2 separate regions of the Homo sapiens genome follow, and region 1 is linked to region 2. The links are chromatin loops, found by intact Hi-C in ENCODE. Cell type or tissue: psoas muscle. All regions are shown on one strand. Each heading gives the region's core, and the rest is flanking DNA. Links, peaks and the distances in the headings are about the cores only.

Region 1 (8,108 bases), core at 2,135-7,134, 55 kb before region 2:
GCCACTGCACTCCAGCCTGGGCGACAGAGTGAGACTCTGTCTCAAAAAAAAAAAAAAAGAAAAAGAAACTATTTTTTTAACCAAAAGTAGAAAATGTACGTTTACTTGAGTTTAATAGAGAAAAAAAGAAACTGAAGCGAAAATGGAATAGCTGAAATATTTCTTCACCTTAAAAGAGTAGTCATTCCTAAAAGACCTCTCTCAAGAGCCATTTCAATTAAGAGATTGGGCCAGGCGCAGTGGCTCACGCCTGTAATCCCAACACTTTAGGAGACCTAGGCAGCAGGATCACTTGAGCCCAGGAGTTCGAGACCAGTCTGGGCAACATGGAGAGACCCTGTCTTTACAAAAATTTAAAAATTAGCCAGGCATGGTGGCACATGCCTGTGGTCCCAGCTACTCGAAGGCTGAGGTGGAAGGATTGCTTGAGACCAGGAGGTCGAGGCTGCAGTGAGCTGTGATAGCACCATGTCACTCCAGCCAGAACAACAGAGCAAGACCCTGCCTCAAAAAAAAAAAAAAAAAAAAAAAAAGAAAAGAAAAGGAGGTTGGAGTAGGATTTTACCATTATATTCTAGTTTTATCCCTTTATTGACTTAGCTATGAACGAAGATGTGATTAGTACTTCTGCTTTCCTTGCTACCTCACCTCTCCATTCCAGACTGTGCATATAACTTTCGACTCCCCTGACATTACTAATAGCCCACTGTTGACGAGAAGCCTTATTAATAACATAAACAATTGATTTGCACATATTTTTTATGTTATATATATTATATACTGTATTCTTAAAGCTAGAGAAAAGAAAATATTAAGAAAATGATAAGGAAGAAATAATTTATTAATATTTACTATTCATTAAGTGGAAGTGGATCATCATAAAGGTCTTCATCCTCGTCTTCATGTTGAGGAGGCTGAGGAGGAGGAGGAAAAGGAGGGGTTGGTCTTGCTGCCTCAGGGGTGGCAGAGGCAGAAGAGGGAGAGGAAGGCAGGAGAGGCAGGCACTCTTGGTGTAACTTTTATTGATTTTACTTAATCTGTGAATAAGTGGACCTGCACAGTTCAAACTCGTGTTGTTCAAAGGTCAACTGTATTTACAGTGTTTTGCAACGAAAATTCCCACAGTGTCATCTTCGCTGAAATTGAATTAAGGTTAATTCCTACGTGGAATTAATGTCCCCACCAGTTCTTTACCATGAATTTCCCTTCCTCAGCTCCTGACCTTGACTAATCTCTTGGCTGAATGGATTTTGTCTTTTCTGGAAAGGTTCATGAGTACACCATCCCCCAAATTTATGATTGAGATCACCCACTCTGTTGGTTACGGTTTAGGGTGACACTTTTTCCCCTCAGAACTCTGTAGATATTGCTTCATTGTCTTCACTTGTCAAATGCTACCTTGGAGAAATCTGAGACCAGACTGAATATCCCCCCTTGTAAATAAATGACTTGCTTCTTCTGTCTAGGTGCCTTAAGTATTCTTACTTTAGCCCCAAAGTTTGGTAACTAAACCAATGTATCTTTTTTCTTTTTTAGACGGAAGGGTCTCACTATGTTGCCCAGGCTGGCCTCAAACTCCTGTGCTCAAGTGATCCTCCCGCCTAAGTCTCCCAAAGTGGTGGCATTACAGATGTGAGCCACCTCACCCAGCCAAATCAATGTGTCTTAATATCAATTACTCTGTGTCAACTTTTCTGGTATACAGTATGCCCCTTTCAATCTGAATATTCAGTTCTTTCATTTCAGGGGAAGATTTCTGTATTTTGTACCTTAATATCATTTTAAGTTCCATTTTTGGAACCCCTACTTTAGGGCTGTTAATAGTTGAGCTTATGGTAGCTTGTCTTTGTCCTATTACCTTCTCTCCAATTGCTTTAGTAGCTTTATCTTTTCCCACGACATTTACTCTTAATATCTCAAGCCTTTCCTATTACTTTGATTTTTAACCACTATTTAATGGTTAAAGCCTATTAATATCTATTATATTAATATTGATTGTTTCTCTGTTTCTAGTTTATTACATCTTTAAAAATAAGATTTCAGTCCTCTTTTACTTGCTTCTCTAATATCCCTTTCATCTAATTCATTGTTTTATCATCTTGCCTGAGTTCTTTGTTCTCCTGATTTCATGCTATTAAAAAGGCCTTCTATAAAAGGAAAGATTTGCCAGGACTCTGCTTTTATTCCTTTGGGTGTGTTTTCTTCTAGATCGGGGTCTTCATCGGTTGTTGTTTTCTTTTCATCATCTTTCTTGCTCCCTTCCTTCTTTCTCTCCCTCCTCCTTTCCTTTCTTCCATCGTCTCTCCTTCCTGCCTCCATTTTGACCGTGGTCTTGGTGTCTAAAGGCCATGCCATTTCCTTTCCTCTTACTCCTCTCTGCCATGGCCCATGTTTAGCCGACCTCTCCTTGCCCTGGTGTGCAGGCCCTGGAGCCCCTTCCCATCTTGTCTGGGCCCATTTGTCTCCCCTGGAGCCTATGGTTTGCACGCTGGCTGTTGCTTTCAAACTGTGCCCACCTCTGCCCCCGTGACGTCTATGGCCTGAGGGTGCCTGGCTAGGGCTGCCTGCTGCCCTTGATGGGGCCTAAGTGCTGTCCCTCCTCTGAGGCCCTGTTAGACATCTTGTTCCAACTGGTGGGCGGGGCATAACCCATTCCTGTAGGCACTGGTTTGTCCCCGCCAACCCCTGTCCCATCCCCTGGAAGACACCAAGCCATGGCAGCTCTCCTTGCTTCTACTGAGGTCTCATGGAGAAACACAAGGTCTTCTCCTTACAAAGGCTTTTTCCCAGACTTTTCCTAAGCCTGCCTACGCACCCAGTAGTCCACTTCTCTTAGATGACAGGATATTGTGTTTCATGGACTCACCTTTTTGGGAATGGGGTTAGGAGACATACTACTCACTCACTGCACCAGAATCTTCTGTTGTTTCTTTGCATGTCACATTTTAAGGTTTATAAAAAGGATTTCCTTGTTTGCTTGGACTTAGTGAGTTTGTAGTAGCGTTGTTGTTTTTGTTTGTTTTGGCTTGTGTTCATTTTATTAGAGGGAGGTGGGGTGGGGGGCTTCTGTGACGGTGTTACTTTGTCTCATTAACTCAGTGGTCCCCACCTTGCTTTGTCCATACCTCTCCCCTTGGACCGGCCCCTCTGGCAGCCCCAGCCCCCAGCACTTTCAAGTTCCTGGGATGAGACAAGGGCCCATAGAATTAGGCCTCAGCGCACAGTGGGTTTCAGTCCAAGGAAGAGAGGGAATAAGCAGGAAGCATTTCATGGAGACAGAGTCAGAGGGAACTCAAATGCTTCTCAGGAGGGCATCTGGGCAGAAACACAGCATGAACCAAGGCATGGATGTAGGAGAGGATGGGAACAATTACTGGGGAGCAGGAGGAGTCCAGCTGGAGGAGTGCCAGCTGGAGAAGCCAGGGAGAGGCTGGAGTGGTGGGCAGGCAGGGTCCAGGCAGGGGCTGCCCTTGCTATGACCAAAGCACTTAGCTCTTGGGTCTGGAATCTCAGGGATACTAATGGTGGGCGGGGCAGGTGTAGTAGGGAAGCCTGGTTCCCATTTCTCCTCCCCATCCTCAGCCCCTCCCAGAGACCTTCCTCTGAGTGCTACTCTCCCAGTGCCCCCTTGTCCTGGTAATGCCCAAGGTGTTCCTGCTGTCGTCCTGAGAGCCGCAGGTAAAGCCTCAGCCATGGCCACACCAGGCACACGCCATCACACACGAATGTAGCACATATGCATCCCTGGTCACCTAGCCACAGTAAAACAAACATGGTGCACAGCTGCATACCATCACTGCCATTTGCACGTGACGGCTCAGTGACACATGCTGTTGTGGGCATACTTTGCACACAGCCCCACAGTCCGGCTCCTTCTCTGGGTCGGTTGCTTCTGAATTTCCTGAGAACCTGTCCTGCCCCCTGGTGGCCATTCCCCAAGCCACTGCCCCTCTGGAAGGACCCCTTCTACCTCCTTCTTGCCTTCTGGCCTAGAACAGGCTCTTCCCTCAAACTGGAACTATGAGACCAGGCCCCTCAGACATCCTCCAGACCAGTCTCCCCCATCGGACATCCTCCAGACCAGCCTCCCCCCATCAGACATCCTCCAGACCAGCCTCCTTGCTCAGACGTCCTCCAGACCACCCTCCCCCCTCAGAAGTCCTTCAGACCAGCCTCCCCACTCAGACTGGTGCTGTCAGGCAAGGCCTTCCCAAACAGGGTGATCGACGTCCCAGTTTGCCTGGGACTGAGGGGTTTCCAGAGACTTGAGATATTCAGTGCTAAAACTGGGAAAGTTCAGGCAGACTAGAACTAGTTGGCGGTTCTAGTCTTTGGATCCATGTGCCTTCAGCTCAGTCTCCCCTCAGACTGGACCCACCAGACCAGGCCCTTTCAGACACCCCTGGGTCAGCTTACCCCTCAGGCTGGCCCTTTCAAACGAAAGCTCTTCTGATGCGTGTCCCAGACCCGCTCTGGCTCAGGCTCACCCTGTCGCGTGGGCCCTCTCAGACCCACTCACCCTCAGATTGGCTTTCCCATCAGAGTGGCACTGTCAGGTCCCTTCCAGCCTCTCCCCAAACTGGCTTCATCTGATGCCCTTCCTCAGACCTCCTTCCTCTCCCCCTCCTCTGAGAAGAGGCAAGGTAGGGAGATTACATTCCAATCACTCCTGCCCCCAGGACCTTAGCCCTGCATCTCCAGGCAGGCACCGCCTTCCCAGGGTCCTGTGGCTCTGGGCTGTGGGCCTCAGGACCTGAAGACAGGCAGGTGCAGGATGCAGGACTGGGACTGGAGCCGGGGATTCTGTTCTCTCCACGTGAGAATGAACTTTCTCGGAGTTCCCTCCTACACAGGCAGCGAGCTCACAGGCTCCGGGGAGTTCTCAGGGCCGGAGGCTGCCCAGGAAGGATTCCTGCCTAGTGTCACCCTCTTTCCTGGCTGGCTGCTGGGAACGCACCAGATGTGGGATGTCTGTGCTGAGAGCTGCCAGCCTAGGAGCAGGAATGAAGGGCAGGCAGGCGGCCGAGAGGGGGCAGCAGAAGCCAGGACAGTCCCTGGCGCAGGCCGGAGAGAAGCTGCGGCCACAGGCTGGGGGTCTGGATAGGGGTGGGAACACAGAGGGAGGCAAAAAAGAGAAGGACTGATAGAGTCAGGGAAGAGGGAGACAGAGGTGGAGGCATGGATAGAGATATATACAGAGAGACACAGAAATGGGGATGGAGACACATGAGACAGAGATGTAGAGAGAAACAGAGACAGAGATGGGGATGGAGACACAAGAGACAGAGGGAGAGGGAGAAGGCAGAAAAAGGGAAGACAGACAAGGAAGAACAGATGCGAAGACAAGCATGGAGAGGGATGAATATAGAAACGAGGGAAGAAGAGACAGGAGAAGAGACACAAGATGGAGACATACAGAGAGACAGGGATGGAACAGAGACATACAGAAAGAAATGCAGATAGGAACCAGGACAAAGACAGATTCAGAGATAGGAATGGGACAGAAAGAGATAAATATAGGCTGGGCACAGTGGCTCACGCCTGTAATCTCAGCACTTTGGGAGGCCAAGGTGGGCGGATCACCTGAGGTCAGGAGTTTGGACCAGTCTGGCCAACATGGCAAAACCCCGTCTCTACTAAAAATACAAAAATTAGCCGGGCATGGTGGCGGGCGCCTGTAACCCAGCTACCCGGGAGGCTGAGGCAGGAGAATCGCTTGAACCTGGCAGGCAGCGGTTGCAGTGAGCCTAGATCTCACCATTGCACTCCAGCCTGGGAGACAGAGTGAGACTCCGTCTCAAAAAAAAAAAAAATAAATAAATAAAGAAGAGACAAACAACATAGAAATGAGAATGGGTTCAGCAAGAAGAGAGGGGCAGGGTGCACAGAGACAGGTCTAGAGTTGTAAGAATGGAGCAGAGCCACACTGGAAGAGATCAAGTGGGCAGGGGGCTGATAGGCCAGGACACAGAGCGGGGCCCAGCCACAGTGTATTGTCGGGGAGCAAAGAGAAGTAGGGGGCTGGAAGGCTGGGCCCCTGTGCAATGCACCTGGGGTCTGGGATCCCAGCCTCCCCTTCCCCCCACGCCTCAGGGTTGTTTTAATTCTCCAGATTCTGTTTTAACTCCAATGACCGATGTCTGCACTTATGCCTGGCTCCCCAGAACCACCATGGGAACTGGATGTGAAGGGACAGTACTATAGAGAGGCAACAGTCAGCAACTGAGACCCTCCAAGGCAAACAGCCTCTGTGAGGCCAAGGGCCCAAGACCCACAAGGAAGGTGACCACCCGCAGGCCCAGGCCAGTTGTCTAGTCAGAGGCAATGATGCTGCCCCTCCAGCCACCCTGGGCTTGAGGCAGAGCAGGTTCTCTCTTAGGGCTGGGGGCAGAGAGATAGAGGCCCCAGTCCTCCCCTCCATTGGCCTCTGAAGCTCCGGCAGGCCCCCTCTCCTCCTTCTGCCCCTTCCTCCTGAGGCCCCACGTAATTGCTTTCCCATGTTGCTAATGGAGGCCAGATTGTTGATGCCCAAGCTCGGTGGGCGGTGGGTAGGTCAGGGCTGACCAGGGCTCTCAAGGCAGAAAGGCAGCTCAGGCCAGAGACTCCTCACTTCATCCCACCCACCCCAAAGATGAAGGGTAGAAGTTCTGACACATCCCAGGAATGTTCTGGGGGAGACCGTTGGTGACCCCCTGTTATCTCTACTCATGCTGGACCTGGAGCCTAGGTTCAGGCTGAGCCACACCTCACAGGGACCAGACCCCCAGGCAGAACTCAGGGTTCAGGGTACAGAGCAGGTCCACAGCCACCTCTCAGGATATCCATCCTGGGAGCCTCTTCCTGTGAATGAAGAGCCCTGTGCTTCCATAGCTGGGGCTGTTCAGCTTGAAAAGCCACAGGCTTCACCTTGACGCCAGGCCTTTGCTTTCAGGGGTCTCCCACCTAGAATACTCCTCTCTCTTCTAACCTGGAGAAGAGATGGCCATTTTACTGTGAAGCCCCTCACCAGGCCCCACCTCTGGGACTGTGTCTTGTCCAGGCCAGACTCATCGGTGCTTGAGGCACTGCCAATCCCCCTCCCAGGGCACGATCCCAAGGAGGCCTGGCGATCGCAGCAAGGGGTATCCATTTCCGGAGCCTAGTCGGAGGTGAAGGGTTTGAACTGGGAGAAAGTGTGTGATGGCATCAGGGTGGCTGGTGGCTCTGTAGCGGTGTAGTGCTCAGTGCCTGCCACGGGGAGTGTATCAGGAGGACACATCTGTGCACAGGTGGGTGTGGGTGTGGACCTGACTTTGACTCCACCCACCTCTTCTTACTCCAGGAACCCAGAGAAAGGCCAAAACCTGGCTCCCCAGGTTGGAGCTCCGAACTCCCCTTTCACCCCCGCCCCCAGGTCACATGGCCTGCCTACCTGGCCCCAGCCCTGGGCATTCCCAGCTGAGAAATGCCTGCTTATGCTCAGTAAGGCGGCTTCTATAAGTGGGGTCTGGACCTAAGCAGGCCTGGGACAGCCAAGTGTCCTCCTCTGAGGAGAAGTCAGAGGGATCCCGGAGCCCCAGTTTGGGGACTGGAAGGGTGTGGGCAGTATCTGAGGCTGGACCAAAGACTGACCATCCTGTAAAGCCAAAGCCCCACCCTCTCCAGCTCCACACTGAGTCCTGACTATAACCCAGCCCTGGGAGTAAGCCTTGTACTCTGTCATTCCAGTCCTGAAGCCCAGGTCCCGTCCCTGGTCACACTCCAAGCAGCCTCCTCCTTCAGGCAGCCCCCCTGCCTGCCTAGGCCCAGGACACTCTGTGCTCTGAGCCCTTGTGGCCTGGCTGAGCCCTAGGCCTGACCTTCTAGCACCCCTGGACTATCTCTTGGATGGCAGGGATCACGCACACCCCCTGGCCCCAAGGATGAAGCCTGCCCCTCCCCTTCTGCCATCATCCCTAGCCCTGTGCACTGGGCTCAGGCCTGAGCACTCATGGAAGGCAGTTCTAGAGGTGACCCTTGAAAGGCTTCTGCCCCAGCCAGGACTTCGGCAGCCTCCAGGACTGACTGGATACCCCCGTGGGATCCCTTATTTCCCACAGTTTTTCCCTGGCAGCAACTCTGTGCTCCAG
Region 2 (8,127 bases), core at 1,316-6,315:
GTCAGCTAGCAGGTGCTCAATAAATATGTGGAGAAAAACAGATCTCAAAGCCTGGACCCCACCAGAGGGAGGTGTTGGCTGGCCAGATCTGTAACAGGGGCAGTACAGGCTACACACCAGGGTAGCAGGAAGTGACAAGGTCAGATAAGGAATTCTGTGGCCTGGAAGCTCTCTCCTTGCTTGGATGTCTCTCTTTCTCTACGTTGCAGTCCTTGTCTCTTAGCAAAAGGACCAGAAGCTGCACTTTTGTAAGACTGATGGGAAGGCCCTCCCCCTGCACAGCTGTCCAGAGATTTCAGGATTCCTAGATTCCCCAAGTGCTGGTGTGGAGATTTGGGCCTGCCTCTGTCTCTGTCTGTCTCTCTCCCTGGCTTTTTGGTTAGAGACAGAGGGGTTCAAATACCTACTCTACTACCTACTGGCTTTGTGGCCTCAAAAAGTGACTTAAGGTCTCAATTACCTCAGAAGTAAAATGGGATCATAACAGTGCCTATTTCCTAGGACTGTGGTGAAGATTAAGTTAAATGAGATAATCCAGTCAAGTGCTTAGTGCTAGCCCTAGCAGGTGCTAAAGCCCCCTTCGTCTGCTGGCTTTGGCTTCCTCCCAGTTGATGTCTATGTCTCCTCTGTCACGGCCTTTCTCCCCATTTTCTCTATCAACATTATCCTCTGTCTCTGTCTTTTACTGTCTTTCTCTTGATCTCTTTGGCTCTCCTTGTATCTGGCCCTGCCTGCATGACCCTGCTCCAACCCTCTGGCACAATTGGCCTAGGTGAGGTAGGGTAGGGGTGTCCAGGAAGGTAAATTTAAATATGGCATTCATGGCAGCAGGGTCATGCCTGAGCCTGAACATAGGTGAACCACAATCGTTGGGGTGAGTACTTCTGTCTATGGCCCTTTCTGACTGGGCAGAAGAGCTGGGGGCTCACTCTGGCAGTCCTCTTGGAGGAGGGGGGACTTGTCCTGACTGTTCTGGGCCGCCCCCACACCTGGACCCAGGCCAGATCCCCATAGCTAGTGCCTGCCTGGAGGTGAGGCAACCTGCCCAAAGGCCAGAACTGAAAGGGGTAGCCCTCTACCTCCACACAGAGTTGCTTACCTGACCTCAAAACATTCTGGCCCACCCTCATCCAAGTTCTGCTCTGAGCCTCCCATACCCCATCCCAAACCCTGTGTGGAAGCACATTGCCTCCATAGATCTAGTTTCTCTTGTCTCTGGCTCTTCCTATCTCTGTCTCTATCTATGTGTCTCTGTCTTCTCAATCTCGATCTATGACTTTGGCAACTGCATAAGCCTTGCACCCCTAAGCTAAGACCACCAGGGATAAGAAACTGCAGGGGTTGAAGAGTCTGTGTTCTTCACCTGGTCCAAAAAGCTCCTTCTTGGTGGTGGTGGTGGGGCGAACACAAGAAATCCAGATGTCATTTCCATGTCACTGTGGACCTGTGAAGGCAGGGGGCATGGCATAGAATAGGTGCTCATTAAATATAAACCAAATGAAGGAGGGGCAAACAGAGGACTCCAAACAAGGAACTGAATGGCTGAGGCTGTAGCAGGCAGGAACATGGAGAGACTATGGAAAGGCTGCTGCTCAACTTTGTGACTCAACAAGGAGTCTTCTTTGGGGGTCAGGATTGGTCTCAACTAGCCCTAGATGCTGCCACACCTGGGCCCTGGCCAGCCCCTTCACGTCAGCTCTTGGGCAGACAGCCAGATGGGTGAGCCACTAAGACTTCCCCATCACTTCCCTACTCCCAACACACCATTGCCTCAAGGTGCCCACCAGCTTCAAGCAGAGTGCTGGGAATACAGAGCCAGAGAGGGAGAAACTCTGGGCAGGGGCACACGGCAGGCAGAGGCTGAGACAGGAGTCTGGTGTCCTGGTAGCCAGCCTGGGCCTGTCATGAGGATCCTATGCCAGTACAGTGATGGGGGCCAGACCCGAAACAGGATTTTATGTGGGGAGAGAAGCCAGGAATCCTTGAACATGTGGGCAGCTGGGCAAGGGGTGGAACGTCCCATCAGGTAAGGACAGATGTGCAGCTTCTTGTCCTTCTTGTTAGATAAAGACAAGCATTGAGACAAAAGGTTCAGAGAGATAGAATCAGAGCAAAAGAGAGAAGAGAGAGCCTGGGAGACAGACCGAGAAATAGAAACTCTCAGAGACACAGTCAGGCACAAAAACAAAGATGCAGAGAAAGAGATGTGAGTCAGGGACACAGACAGGGAAATGCAGAAGAGAGAGCCATGGAATTAAAGACACAGAGACCAAGATAGGGAGGGATATGAAATCAGAGAGAAACTGTCTCAGTCACAGAGCAACAATGTGGAGACAGACTCAGACAGAGAAACACAGAGACAGGGAGAAAAAAAAATTGAGAGATAGAGAGATGGAGAAGAGAGAGAGGAGGACAGCGACAGCAAGATCAAGAGAGGCAGAGAGATGGACAGAGGACAAGGCAGAAGGAAGCAAAGACAGGGCTAGGCAAAGAAAGAGATCAAAACATTAGGAGTGGGAAAAGTGGGCGAGGGACAAAGGAGTTTCGTGGCCTCAGTCTCTCTAGCCTGGTCTCCCCAGGGTGTTGGACCCTTACTTTGCTATTCTCTGGTTTCCATAGCAACAGGGAGGGCAGCGCCAAATTTGCATACACATTTACATCCTTTCTATTTGAATAATTCAACAGGTTTCTGTGCATATTCATGAGATAATGAATGAAGGTGACTCTCAATCCCTGCTCAAAACCTGGCTATGGTATCCCCTGCTTTGTAGTGTATGGTATGGCTCTGAGCCTGGTTTTGTAGGCCTTGACCTCTCCCTGCCAGACCCTGCTAACGATGCCAGCCCCTCCTCCCCAAACATCTTTTGCATTTTCCTACCTCTAGGCCTTTCTTCAGGTTATGCTCCTCTGCCTGCAGGGGATGCCTTTCCCTCAGCGTCAGTCCTGCCAGTGGCCTCTGGTAAGGAGTAGCAGGAGATGACAGGGGTGAGCAGGGCTCATCTTGGCTCCCTGGTGGAGGCGATCCTTCAGTCACATTCCTAACTGGGGGTGCTTGAAAGGGTCACACTGAGAGAGGCTGGGGTGTAGGCTGAGCTGCAGTCTGACAAATCTACCAACATAGAGCTACCTAGGACACAGTGGCCTCCATATGGAAACTGACAAAGCCCTTGGTTCCAGCTAGAATAATCAGAGGAGCTGAGATAGCACCAAAAGGAATCTCAGGAACAGAGGGGCTGAGGTGGCTCAGATGGTGGGGGAGAAAGTTCCTAGGGCCAAGAACCCTTTCAAAGTGCCAGGCATTGAATGGCCTTGTGGGCTGGGAGGAGCTTCTTCCGGGCCTGCTCTGCTTATAATTTTGGCCTCACTGACTACCCCTTGGATCCCTACAGCAGCTTTCTCACTGCTCTTCCTGCCCTGTACTGCAATCCACTCTCCACATTGTAGCCAGAGTTCTCTTTCTAAACACAATCTGATATTCCACAGAACTCCCACCTTGAAGCCTTCAGTGACGTTCCATCTCCCTCAAGATAGAGTCCAAGCACCTTTGGCCAGGCTTGCAGGCCTCTCTGTCTGACCCCCACTCACTTCTGAGCCTCATCCCTTACTCTCTGCCTTGAACTTCATGCTCCAGTGATCATCTCTATGCTGCCTCTATGCCTTGGCTTATCGCTTCCCTTCACCTGGAATGTCATGCCCACTTCTCTCCTAAGCTATTCAAGATTCCACAGAGGTATCACCTTCTCTTCTTTAAATCTTTGTGTGTCTCTAAAAGTTGGAATACGGGCTCTGTCTGAACTCATGCAGCAGTAAACCTGCCTAATCTGTGTACTTGTCACACCATAGGGAAACTTTTTTTTTTTTTTTTAAATGGAGTCTCACTCTGTTGCTCAGGCTGGAGTGCAGTGGCTGGATCTTGGCTCACTGCAACCTCCACCTCCTCTGTTCAAGCCATTCTCCTGCCTCAGCCTCCCAAGTACCTGGGATTACAGGCGTGCACCATCAGCACCGGCTAATTTTTGTATTTTTAGTAGAGACAGGGTTTCACCATGTTGGCCAGGCTGGTCTCGAACTCCTGACCTCAAATGATCTGCCCGCCTCGGCCTCCCAAAGTGCTGGGACCACAGGCGTGAGCCACCACGCCCAGCCTCCATAGGGAAATTATATATGTGGCTATAGCCCTCTTGGGGTTGGAGGTTCCAAGCCCAGTGACTATATTTGTCACATTGTGGATGATCATCAGCTGTTTGTTGAATAACTGAGGGGTCACTGAGCCCATTAAGGATCAAATTTCAAGTCTCTGTGTCTTGGGACTCCTGAGGCCCTCTGCACAGACCCTGGAAAGGAATGGGCTATCCCTTTGCAAATGCTGCCACCTTGTGGCCACAGCCAGAAGTGAGTGTAGCCAGAACATCACCTATCAATGTGAGAGCTGGACCAGACAAGTATTACAGTAAGGAGTGGGGAGGTAGTAGGTCCCAAGGGAGTGCTCAGAGGCCAGCACCTGTGTCCTTTAAACATTCTTGATGAGTTCCAAGCAGACAGAATGACAAGAACAAAGACTCAGAGGCAGAAAATCTTATGGCACTTGGGAAGTGTGACTGTGGTCAGAGCCTAGGGTCCAACAGGACAAGGCCAAAGACGGACTAAGCCATGGGCAGGGGCCAAGCAAAGGGGTCCTTTAAAACCACCCAGTGGGCTGGGCACGGTGGCTCAGGCCTGTAATCCTAGCACTTTGGGAGGCTGAGGCGGGCAGATCACCTGACGTCAGGAGTTCGAGACCAGCCTGACCAACATGGAGAAACCCTGTCTCTACTAAAAATACAAAATTAGCCGGGCGTGGTGGCACATGCCTGTAATCCCAGCTACTCAGAGGCTGAGGCAGGAGAATCGCTTGAACCTGGAAGGCAGAGGTTGCAGTGAGCTGAGATTGCACCATCGCACTCCAGCCTGGGTGACAAGCGCAAAACTCCATCTCAAAAAAAAAAAAAGAAAGAAAGAAAGAAAAAGGAAAAGAAACAAAAACCAAACATCTAGTGAATGTAGTGAATGAACTTGGATCCTGTCCTCTAATCTTGGCATGGAGGCTAAGGGAATAGAAGAATGACAAGGTCAGATCTGAGTATGGCCCCATATTGGGGGCGGGTGGCTCAATATTCATTCATTTACTCACTAAATATTTATTGAGTACCTACTATGTGCCAAGTGATGTTCAAGATCCTTAGGTTACATAAGGGAATGAAACAAAGATTCTTTCCCTTTTGGAGCTTACATTCTCATCAGGAGGAGACAATAAACAAAAGTATTATTTTAAAGACGTAAATATCATAGAGGTTAAGAAAAACTGGAGTGGGGGAAAGGCAGGGTAAGGAAGATCGAAAGTGCTGGACTGCAATTTTAAATGAAGTGGCCAGAGTAGGCCTCATGAAGGTGACATTTTAGCAAAGACTTAAAGGAGGGAGGGAGATAACCATGCAAGTATGGGGGGAAGAGCATTCTAAACAAAGGGAATAGCCAGTGGCTTGGTTTGGGGGAGAGCTCCAAGGGGAGTGAAGCACAGCGATGAGTATGGAAACTGCTGAGCGATAATGAGTGGCACAAACCAACAGAGGCTTTGGGGATGGAGACCTAGAAGGCAAAATGGGCAGAACTTGGTGCCTGCTTGGATATGGGAGGCACATAACTCCTCCAGGCATATTGTGTTCTGATGTCCCCATTTCAAGGGAACAAACACAAGGTGGCTAGACATGCCACCTCTAAGACAGGTAGTGAGAATGCTCAACGCATTCCATCCTGGATGACTCCATTGCCGACCAGAATGCTCCCCACCTCACCTTTCCCAGCCTCAACTCACCAGCTCATCTTCCGTGTCTCTGTCTCCAGACCCTCCAGCCATCCACTCTCATGCCCACAAATCCTATCAGCTCCAAAAACCCTCAACCCTATTAATACCTTCCCATCCTTTAGCTGTGGTTATGGGTTAAATTGTGCCCTCCACTCCCATTGCCCCCCAACCAAAACCATTTATAGATATCTTCATCCCCAGTACCTCAGAATGTGACTTTATTTAGAAATACAGCCTTTATAGAGATAGTCAAATTAAAATGAGTTCATAGGGTGGGCCCTTATCCAATATAAGTGGTGTCCTTACAAAAAGAAGAAATTTGGATACAAAGACACACAAAAAGGGAAGATGGGGTGGAGACACAGGGAAAATGCCACGTGAAGAGTGGCATGATGCACCTATAAGTCAAGCATGCCAAAGGATGCTGGCAAATCACCAGGACGAGGCAAGAAAGGATTCCCCCACAGATTTCAGAGGGAGTGTGGCCCTGCCAACACCTTGATTTCAGACTTCCAGCTCCAGAATGGTGAGACAATAAATTCTGTTGTTCTAAGCCCCCCAGTTTGTGGCACTTTGTTACGGCTGCCTAGGAAACCATATAGCTACAACGTTCCTGTCCTAGGATAGTCCATCTCACTCCACCCCATCTTCATGGGGATCTCCAGGCCACTGACTCCTGTCCCTTTTCCCTCACTTCCCTCCTGGCCCAGTTTGGATGCCTTGGTCGTTCACTACATGTACTCTCTTGCTAGTCTCCTCATGCATCTTCCCTCATTCCTACCTGTCTTAAAGTCAGTCTGGAAGAATGCATCTGTGCTTTTTCTGAGTCCTCACCTATCCTGTGGGTGCTGCTAAGAGCTCACACACCCTGACCAATGACCCTACAAGTTCATGGTCACCAGCCTACACTGGGCTTTTAGCCCTGCCTGGTCATTATCCTGTACCTCTTCTAGTCACCTCTCCCTAGTCACCTCTCCCAACTGCAACAACTATCTCACACATCCTTCCCTCTAGCTTCCTTGCCCCACTCTCAGCTATGGAGCTGGACTACTGCTTTGAGGAGATAAGAGGCCTTCTGAACTCCCTCATGTCCCATCTTCACCTCCAGACCTATCTGCACACATATCTGTCCTCAACTCCATCCCTCCTGTTACAGGAAGTCATCCCTCCTCTTCCCTGGGGAGGCCCTTACCTCCATGCTTCTGGATCCCATTTGCTTTTACCTGCTCAGGAACCTCATGCTGTGAGTTATCCACAATCTCCTGCATCCTTCATCTCTTTCCCTACTGGCTTCTTCGTCTGTCAGCCTATAAACATGCTCAAGTCTCTGCTAGTATATTAAAAACTACAACAACAACAACAACAAAAACAAAATCCAACACTCTCTGTACTCCACATTCCTCTCCTGCTATCTATCACCCCTTTCTACCCATTCACAATCCAATTTCTTGAAAGAGCTGTCTCTACTTCCTTACCTTTTGTGCCAAGACGTGACCTTATGGTGGCAGAAGCCACATTGCAGTGAATTAAGGAGAAAGTGGACAGAACTAGACACAACTCTTGTGCTCTCTTGTAAAGCTGGTCAGCCTTTCTGACTCCAAAGGGCTCATGCCTCTGGTCCCCTCCCTGCCATTCCTCCTGTAGGCCCCAGCTGGGCCCCGTAGAGACCAAAGATGGAGAGAAAATGCCCCTCCTGGGACTCCAGAGCTCGCAATGCCACCTTCAGCACAGATCACCATAATTATTATATGTGATCCCTCCACCCTGGCCATCAGCAGATGGGATGAGATCATCAGCCAAAGGTCAATAGTCTGCAAGGTGGCCTGGCCTCAAAGCTCTGGAGTTCCAATGATACTCAGAGAACTGCTGATGGCAGAAGACACACAAGTGAAGATGTTCAGAGAAAAAGCGGTATGCAGAAGCTGAGAGGGAACAAAATTCCTGAATTAGCTGCAAGGAGAATGGGGGAAGTCAGTCAGTTGCTGGCAGCAAGACACCTGAGTCACTGCCACTGCAGCCATAATTGCCTTTAGGAGTGTTTTAGATGCTTCACGACCCTGTGCATTTGAGAGACCTGCTCGGCAGCCACTGAGGTTTTCTCTCCTAATCTCCTCTGAATCCCCATCACCTACCCCTCCCCCAGGGTCCTCCACATCACTCAGAGCTAACCTATCTTTGAAAGCAAAGGATGCAGTATTTACAGTTTTGAAAACTGCCTGCTGGCCCTGTGGTCACCTCACCCCTCCTCTAAGCCCTTATCAAGGGCTTCAGTCCTCCAATTCCCT

What was found. A loop is a pair of places that touch in the nucleus more often than their neighbours do. Peaks named below come from ENCODE experiments on the same cell type or tissue, not always from the same donor. Only the 100,000 strongest peaks of a DNase experiment are listed, where the experiment ranks them.
Region 1: it touches region 2 in a loop (4-fold over the local background); 99 of 110 quality-filtered maps call a loop at or near these places.

The regions. Positions count from the first base shown.
Region 1 is chr9:34,543,154-34,551,261 of GRCh38, forward strand. No RefSeq gene overlaps it. Among named protein-coding and RNA genes, the nearest start is that of CNTFR-AS1, 21 kb to the right of the region's middle. RefSeq lists an enhancer at 3,644-4,143 and a silencer at 3,739-3,818. In psoas muscle, for the core only: CTCF peaks have their summits at 3,946 (motif pointing left) and 5,022 (motif pointing right); DNase peaks (open chromatin) are centred at 3,908 and 5,008; H3K27me3 peaks cover 284 bases.
Region 2 is chr9:34,599,468-34,607,594 of GRCh38, forward strand. No RefSeq gene overlaps it. Among named protein-coding and RNA genes, the nearest start is that of RPP25L, 8.6 kb to the right of the region's middle. In psoas muscle, for the core only: a CTCF peak has its summit at 4,376 (motif pointing left); a DNase peak (open chromatin) is centred at 4,354; H3K27ac peaks cover 455 bases.